2 separate regions of the Homo sapiens genome follow, and region 1 is linked to region 2. Evidence: chromatin contacts called from ENCODE Hi-C or POLR2A ChIA-PET data. All regions are on one chromosome and are shown on one strand. The core of a region is the stretch at or near the end of the contact, and the rest is flanking DNA. Distances in the headings are between cores, read along the strand shown. Region 1 holds the start of FECH (ferrochelatase). Region 2 overlaps TCF4 (transcription factor 4).

Region 1 (4,003 bases), core at 729-3,228, 2.3 Mb before region 2:
ATGCGAATAAAAGAAATGAAATGATGCTGATTCATTAAAATATTTAATAAAGTATGTCTTGCTAGTTCCATAATCATTTCTGGACAGAAATTTAACCCACGCCAGCCATTGATTTTGTACTGGTGAGACTTGGCACCTTTATGCCTTGTCACTAATCATCAGCGTTTGCCTGGGAGGGACCAGAAGCCCCCTTATCTCTACCCAGCAGGAGGGCCCAGCACCCTGGATGGAGGGGATGACTTTCTCCAGGGCCTCCCAGAGGGGACAAGAAGAGCCTTCATAGCTCAGACGTCTAACCCCCCCGGCCATTTTATTCTCTGGCCTTGTCTACATGTCTGCCAGCACAGCATTGCGAGGTGTGCAGCCTTTCAATTTAGTTTCTTTAGAAGAAATGGGCTCAGGCCGCGCATGGTGACTCACGCCTGTAATCCCAGCACTTTGGGAGGCCGAGGTGGGTGGACCACTTGAGGTCAGAAGTTCGAGACCAGTCTGGCCAACATGGCAAAACTCTGTATCTACTGGAAATACAAAACAAACAAATAACAACAACAACAACAAAAATGGGTTCAGACTGTAGGTAGAGAAGTATGTTATCCATGAAGATCACCTCTTTACAGGGCAACTTAAGAAGACTATAATTTTTTTATGAGGGTAGAGAATAGCCACACATATAAGGAAGGTGGGTTGATACCTGGAGCAGGTTTTACTGTGCTTTTCTCAGGACATCCGCTTGGATATGAAGATCATGTAGGTAATATGAAAGGCTATCCATTTAATTTGACATTTTGCATTGGGCTTATAACCATCAGGAGGACCAACTTTAATAAGAAATAAACTAATTCCATCAGTAGCACATATTTAAGCTACAGAAAACTGGGTTTCAGCTGAATCTAGACTCCATCTTCCCTGAATGTTCCATATGGCTTGCCCCCTTTGCTCAAATGTGTATAAGGCCTTTGCTCGAATGTGTGAGACTCTGACCCACCTGCTTCAAATTGCATTAGTCCCTTCCCCCACCCTACCCCATCTCTTTTACCTTGCTTCATTCTTCTTTTGTCCTGAGAGGGAAAAAGAAGAGGGGAGGCCGTGGAAGGGCTCCATCATTCAAAGTATTACATGTTGTGATTATTTTCTGTGTCTCCCCTAACCCCATGTAAGCCCCCGTCTACTCTTTTCACTACTGTTTTCCCAGTGCACATAGTAGGTGCTCAATATTTGTTCAATGAATACCGATGCCTGAGACCTTTCTGTACCAAGGGCTGGTTTCCTACTCCACAATGCACTGAACATATATAGGCAGGGTGGGCTGACGGAGGTGTAGGAATGAAATGGGCGCCTGTTCCTCCCAGTGATCTCAGTGTGCGACCTTGGGGGCGGGACGGGCGGCTAAACTGGGAAGGTGCGCGGATATGATACAGACAAACCTCATCATACCGTCCCTCCAAGAAATGCACTTGCCAGGCTGGCCTTCACTTTTCCTAATGCTCTTCAGTGAGTTTCACCTGTCAAATTCTGCTACACAGAGAGGGTGCAGAGAAACTGAATAATCCCTTTTTCTATTCTGAAAATAAAGCAAAACAAAACAGGATCTGCACACTTGTGTTGTGACTAGGCAGGCAAACTGGAGAACTGAGGCAAAAGCATCCTTATATCTAAATAATAGTAATGGAAACGTCGAAAAAAGTTATTTGCTGAGTCATGGCTGAGGATCCTGACTTCGCTAGTTTGGCAGATGCAAACAGGGCACGCAACTAGGAGTCCAGCAGGTTTTGCAGTGACCTGCGATGGTGGTGGGGAGCGGGCTTCTAGCTCAGCCCCCGGGCCCATTTTCACGCAGGGAGCGGCGCCCAGCTGGGGCGGGCTCTCCGCGAGGGGCGTGTCTCTGCCTGGCCTCGCCCGCCCCGGCCCGGCAGCGAATGAGCGGGCGCGCCGGGAGGGCGCGAGGTCAGGGGGCTGGGGACGCGCGTGGGGATCGCTACCCGGCTCGGCCACTGCTGGGCGGACACCTGGGCGCGCCGCCGCGGGAGGAGCCCGGACTCGGGCCGAGGCTGCCCAGGCAATGCGTTCACTCGGCGCAAACATGGCTGCGGCCCTGCGCGCCGCGGGCGTCCTGCTCCGCGATCCGCGTAAGTGGGTCTGTCGCGGCGGCCGCCAGGGCCAGGATCCCTGAGAAGGCGTGGGCAGAGCGGGCAGCTGGCGCCCGGGCCCTCGCGCCCGGGGGATTCGGGGAGCGGCCTTGGGGGTGCTGCGAGCAACCGGGCGAGGGGCGTCGCGGAGAAGGGAGGGCTGAGGGCAGCACTCAGGGCTCGGGAGGCCGCGGGGAGGGCGCCCGGATCCAGGAGGCGCAGGTTCAAGTCCCATCGGTCGGCTGGGTGGCTTGGAGCAGTGGCTGGAATTTCCCAGAGCCTTGGTTATTGTCACCTGCAATAACCAGGCTGTTGAGAAGATTACGCGAGGGAAGGTATGTTATGGGCCTGCCATAGAGGATAGTAAGGAAGGCATCTTCATCATCACCACCATGGACATCTGCCCTGCAGTTCCCTCCCTGCTGAGGAAAGCCCATGGTCCTTGGTCCCTCTGTGCCCACTTCTCCTTAGCAGCGGGACCCCCCGTGGGGCAGCCTGGGCTAGCGTTTTCTAGAGATATCTGGGGAACTTGTAAGACCCAGGAACAGCCTCCCACGTTTCTGATGCAAACCGTGAATAGGTTGTGACCACAGGATGAGCTGATGGGACTGTGGATCTCACACACCTGGCTGGGACAGCATTTCCAACTGTGACACCTTGAACAAGGCACCTAACCTCGCCAGAGCTTTGGTAAATGTACATTGAAATCCTAATTTTTTTTTTAAGGCTTGCCTTGAACATGAGCACCTTGCCTGGCACACAGTAGTACACAGGCATCCTCAAGATGTCTAGCCATTCATGCAGAAGGCTGCCACGAATAAGATGCTTATTCAATGCATCCGAACGGTGACTGGACACAGACCGGACATATTTTTCTAAGACGTTCGTCAGTCTGACACCTACTTGGAGTGGAGGGAATCCCCTCTGAACCTCCATATCTCATTAGACGTGCCTTTGTTAGGAAAATACTAAGGACCCAGTGTACAATGAGGCTAGCTCACTAAGGGCGCTGGGGGACAAAGGGCATTGTTTTTTAAGAAGAGGCAGCACAGTGCCAGTCGTGGGGCTGAAAGAAGTATTGAACTAATCTTTTCTTTCACTGACCTTTCCTGTGGCAAATAAAGTCTGACAGGTCCTAGATTTGAGGTCGTGGAACAATATGTGAAACTTTAAATTATTTGTAGTCTAGGTTAAAAGTGGAAAGATTCAGAAACGCTAGCAGAAGTAGATTTGGAGTCTTATTTGTGTTACAGACTTTGATTTGAAGGCATAGTTATAATACTTCATCATTTTGGTTGATAGGAAAAGATCAACTTCTGTGTGAGAAAACACTGAGGATTATTTCCGAAAATGAGTTCTGAAAGTAAAAGTGGAAAAGCAAAGTTTTATACTTTATGTATTTAGCATATTACAGAATTAATAAGAAGCTTCCGGGGGTGGGCCATATATTATCTGTCTGTTTAGCTATCTATATGAATTATTTTTTTTCTTGGTGCCTTTTTCTTTCCAAACTTTAAACGTTTTGTTTCTTTTGTTTTTTTAAGAGATGGAGTGTTGCTCTGTCGCTCAGGCTGGTGTACGGTGGTGCCATCATAGTTCACTGCAGCCTTGAAATCCTGGGATCAAGTGATCCTCCCGCCTCAGCCTCCCTGGTAGCTGGGATTACAGGCATGATCTAGTGTGCCTGGCCCCCCAAACATTTTTTTTCACTGAGCATATATTGTCTTATGTAATTAGAAAAACAATTCTAGGATAATAAAAGAGTTGTAGGGTTTACATAAGAGACATTAGAACATTTTGGCTCCATATCAGCAACTAACCAATATTTTGAAGCACCCACTATGTTTATTAATAGTTATAATATAGAACCTTATTTC
Region 2 (4,092 bases), core at 317-2,816:
GATAGAAAAGGCGTTTCAGAGCCATATAATAAACATGATTTAAAACCAAAAACAGAAAATAAAGGCTCATGCACCTAAATGGAAGTAAGAAAACTGCCTGATGATACCAGTCCTTGCAGCTTGCCAGCCAGGGCTGCATTGGGTGAAAAGCCCCTCCACAGCACGGCAGCTCCAGCAGTTGGCTCGAATATTTCACATGAGAGTCCACAGGAAGAGCGAGCTTTCATGTATATTTTTTACATCCAAATTAAGTTAACTCATGGAATTTTCCACCCTTAGGAATTAAAGTAGCAACTCATGAAGTAATTCAGTTATGTCATTCATACCAAAACAGAAAATACTGGAGCAACTTGGCACTGTTTAAAAGCCAAGATTAGGCCTTGGCCATTTTATATTTTTTCACATTCCATGGCCGTTGTGTTATTTTAACTTTTATTATGGCTGTAAATTTTTCAAATCAAAAGTATCTTAATTGCTTAGAAAACAGAAGTTGAAAATGGGTTCATAGTAAGAAGAGGGTTTAGGCAAAGCAGCTTTAGGAGTGAGAACTGAAAAAAAGCTGTAGCATTACATTTTCTGTAATGCGAGGGTTCTACCTATTTGGTTGACATTCACAGTTGTGCATAATTATAGCTTCCTCTATATCCATAAATCATCTTAGAACTATAAAGTTGAGTTTAACCAAAAGATCTGTCCAATATTAGTGAAATGACATCTTTAGGGAAGCATTGTCCTGATACAATAGCCACATTCATTTTAAAGCAGTTAATTGGACACATTGTCAAAAACCACGGTATTGAGTTTCCACATTTTAATTTCACATTTGCCTTCTCCCTGGCTTCTGCACACGGACGGGTCTCTTTTGGAGCTGAAAGTGTGTGAAAGTTATTGGAGAATGGTAGTCTCTGGGTAATGTTTCTGTAAGCTGCCCAAAATTTTCCCCCTGTAGTCTAGATGGGAAACAGCTGGTATTTGTTTAAAAAGCTGTTTTGCAAAATGTCTAAACCTTGAGATATAGAACTGAGGTCACCATTAAAGCAGGTGCTTAAGAGCAAGTGAGAAAGACTTCAGAGGCCGACTGGCTCTGGAATCTTCTGCAGGGCACTTCCTATTAGAAGAAAAAGTGTTGAAGTTTGCTCCTTTATTTAGGACACGGCTATAAGTATTAATAAGTAAGTGCACTAGCAATACTACTAGAAATTGAGTATTTTTGAACATAGCCAGCCCTCAAGTGAATAATTAGCTCAGTATGAAAGGAACTAAAATGGTCATTTTTCTCACAGGGCTTCAAGATACAAGAGCCCAAGGCGCTCTAGTCTCCTTTGGGTGTTTGAATTTCCTCTTTAAACACACCAACAGTAAAAGAACTACTATTTCAAATAAGCAGTACCATAACTGACTATATCTTCCAAGGTTTTGGATGCAATCTAAGGGAAAGGGGGAAAAGAGACCCGACTTGGCAAGACCCGTACCGAAGCAGTCTGGAAAAAAAGCAAAGCAAAAAACATGTGGAACCACTAAAGGCCAGTGCACGTCAGGTATCCACCAGTCTGAAGATGAAAGGAAGTAAGCCTCCTCCCCTGGGAGCTGGAGGTTATTAGCAGCTGTTTATCCAGTCGGGAATAGAGATTAACATTGTACTTTTTTTTTAAGAACTAGAAGAAAATTTGTTTGGGAAGTTGGCTTTTCATATCAAGTCACTGTGCTTTGCCAAAAAAAACTTCCTTTCTCAGAACTCATGTACTAGCATTGAGCAATGTTATGATTCTCTGAGAAACTCTGAATTACCAAAAAGTCTTTCTCCATTAAATAGAACAGAAAAGGACAGAGAAATGGGTGAACGTTTGCCATTGACACATTGCAGTTGTACTCTTTACCATGTGAAATTTGCCGTTTGGTCTATTACCTGTTCTCCAACCTGACTCTAAATGGGACACTCTGCCCTCTACCCCTCACACGTACCCTCACAACTTAATCATTGCCACTCTAAGGTGCACACAATGGGTTCTGCAGATACCTACTGCTTGCAAAAAGACCTTTCATGAGATATTGGGGAAACTGCCTAGTACTCTGGGTGCTTTATTCTCAAAAAACAAACAAACAAACAAACAAAAAACGAGTTGGATATAGGTATTTTTCCCCTGATTTAATGCTACTCTTAATGTCATTTTCTTTTATTAAATCCTTTCTTCTGCTTTTGATCTTATTTATAGCAGAGCCACTGGTCATATGGAAACTATTACTGTATAGCTGCGAGATGAAAGACTTCATGGCAATTAAATAAGAGTGAATCATTTGGGCCAATAATACACACATACAGTGAGGTACCATTTGTGTCCAAAATGCCCTGTGTTGTTCACTTTGTAGCAAAGCCATTGAGCTTTACAAAGGGCTTTACAAAAATCTGCTTTTTGTCAGAAATATGTAGTCTGACAATATGAAAACACATGTTAACACACAGTCCTTAGCTGCTTGCTTCTTCACACATACACAGTATCTAAATCATGCCACTTATTGATATAAAATGAAATTTTCACTTAAATTTGGGATATTATTTAGTTGTGTTAAGCGTCAGCTCTTTAAAAATATATTTGGATAATCTATATCAAAATTCGACCCATCACTCAAAACCTGCCTAAAATGTCATGTTCTTCTTAAAGTAGTCCCTGGTTTCCTAAACGGGTATGACTTCATCATTTTTTAAAACCCTACATGACCTTGTACTCCTTTATGACATTCATCGTATTTTGCCTTGTATAGTAATATTATCCCATCATTAAAATATCAGTGCCTGGGCTAGGCGCGGTGGTTCAGGCCTGTAATCCCAGCACTTTGGGAAGCCAAGGCGGGAGGATCACAAGTTCAGGAGTTCGAGACCAGCCTAGCCAACATGGTGAAACCCCGTCTCTACTAAAAATACAAAAATTAGCTGGGCGTAAAGGTGCACGCCTGTAATCCCAGCTACTGGGGAGGCTGAGGCAGGAGAATCGCTTGAACCCGGGAGGCGGAGGTTGCAGTGAGCCAAGATCATGCCACTGCACTCCTTTCTGGGCAACAAAGCAACACTCCATCTTAAAAAAAAAAAAAAAAATCAGTGCCTGCAAAGTCATAGACGTGTTTATTTTTCCTTGCAAATGCCCATGTAGTGCCTTGCATATAGTACACTTTCATAAGGCGCTTGTCAAATTAAGTGAAATGTTTATTTGATAGAAACATGCTAAATGTATATTTGGCAATATCAAACAATTAAATTTCAGACATAGTCTCACAGATCCATAGCATTTGTGTCATCATTTGCTAAGCATCTAACTGCACATTGTACTATTACACTCCCGTGCAGTGACCTGTGCAGTTCCTGTCCTTGGGATGGGATGCCCACAAATGGAGACAAGTATAGGCTTTACGAATGGCAGCAAAACAAACTTATTGAAGTTTATGCCCTGCACCATTCAACAATGACCTTGAATGTGTTTTAAGGGTGGTGTCTGTAATGCATAGTGAGCTCGTGAGGTGACAAGAAAGTGGAGATTTCTGGAGATCCACTCAGCCCTGAAGGGTCAGAGAGTGAGGGGATCTGTGAGGCTAATAAAAGAGAAGCAGTTGGTGAGTTAGGAGGAAAAAACTAGCCCAGCAGACAGAGCAGGGAGGGCTTTGCTCAAGCCTTAGTGATGTGGGCGTTAACCCAGCAGATGAGAGGCCATGCGTAGGTAATTGAACATTGATAGTGAGGAATTTAAAAATAGGAGGGAACTGCATTGGTCCTGGGAGTCTAGGTGAAGGATGCATCAGCACAAGGTGGACCTCTTAGACTGGATCCATACAGCAAGCAAGAGCCAGGCTGAAGCCTTAATATTGCATCAACTGATGGAGAGAGAATATTGCATTTAAAAGATGAGTATTTGGAAAGTGATGGGGAAGAAATGGTTCATTCGTTTAGGTGAGCTTCTTTATACTTCTACTCTCTTTTCAAATATATTACAGTAAGCATGTGTTACTTGAATAACAAGAAAAGCATTTAAGAAATAAAGGCCAATGGGTAATGGTAAATCCCTAGGGATCCTTAGGGATGGGCCACCTGGACTGGCTAAAAAC

What was found. A loop is a pair of places that touch in the nucleus more often than their neighbours do. ChIA-PET counts read pairs that join two places held with the same protein, here RNA polymerase II (POLR2A).
Region 1: a loop to region 2 is called in a map with no recorded cell type, with 2.8 times the contacts of the local background. The contact joins the promoter of FECH here to the enhancer-like site in region 2. A Hi-C loop is called at or near these places in 1 of 37 single-sample maps with no recorded cell type. POLR2A ChIA-PET finds 5 or more read pairs at or near these places in 1 of 52 experiments (activated T-cell).

What each region holds. Positions count from the first base shown.
Region 1 is chr18:57,584,677-57,588,679 of GRCh38, reverse strand. It overlaps FECH (ferrochelatase), which reads left to right and starts at 1,978. Exons shown (of 11, transcript NM_000140.5): 1 at 1,978-2,126. The coding sequence starts at 2,060. RefSeq lists silencers at 1,797-2,156, 2,167-2,226, 2,237-2,286.
Region 2 is chr18:55,241,610-55,245,701 of GRCh38, reverse strand. All of the region lies in intron 15 of TCF4 (transcription factor 4), which reads left to right. Among named protein-coding and RNA genes, the nearest start is that of LINC01929, 120 kb to the right of the region's middle. Within about 2 kb of position 1,566, at least 6 of the 41 ENCODE cell types and tissues checked have a DNase peak (open chromatin) inside an H3K27ac peak, as active enhancers do.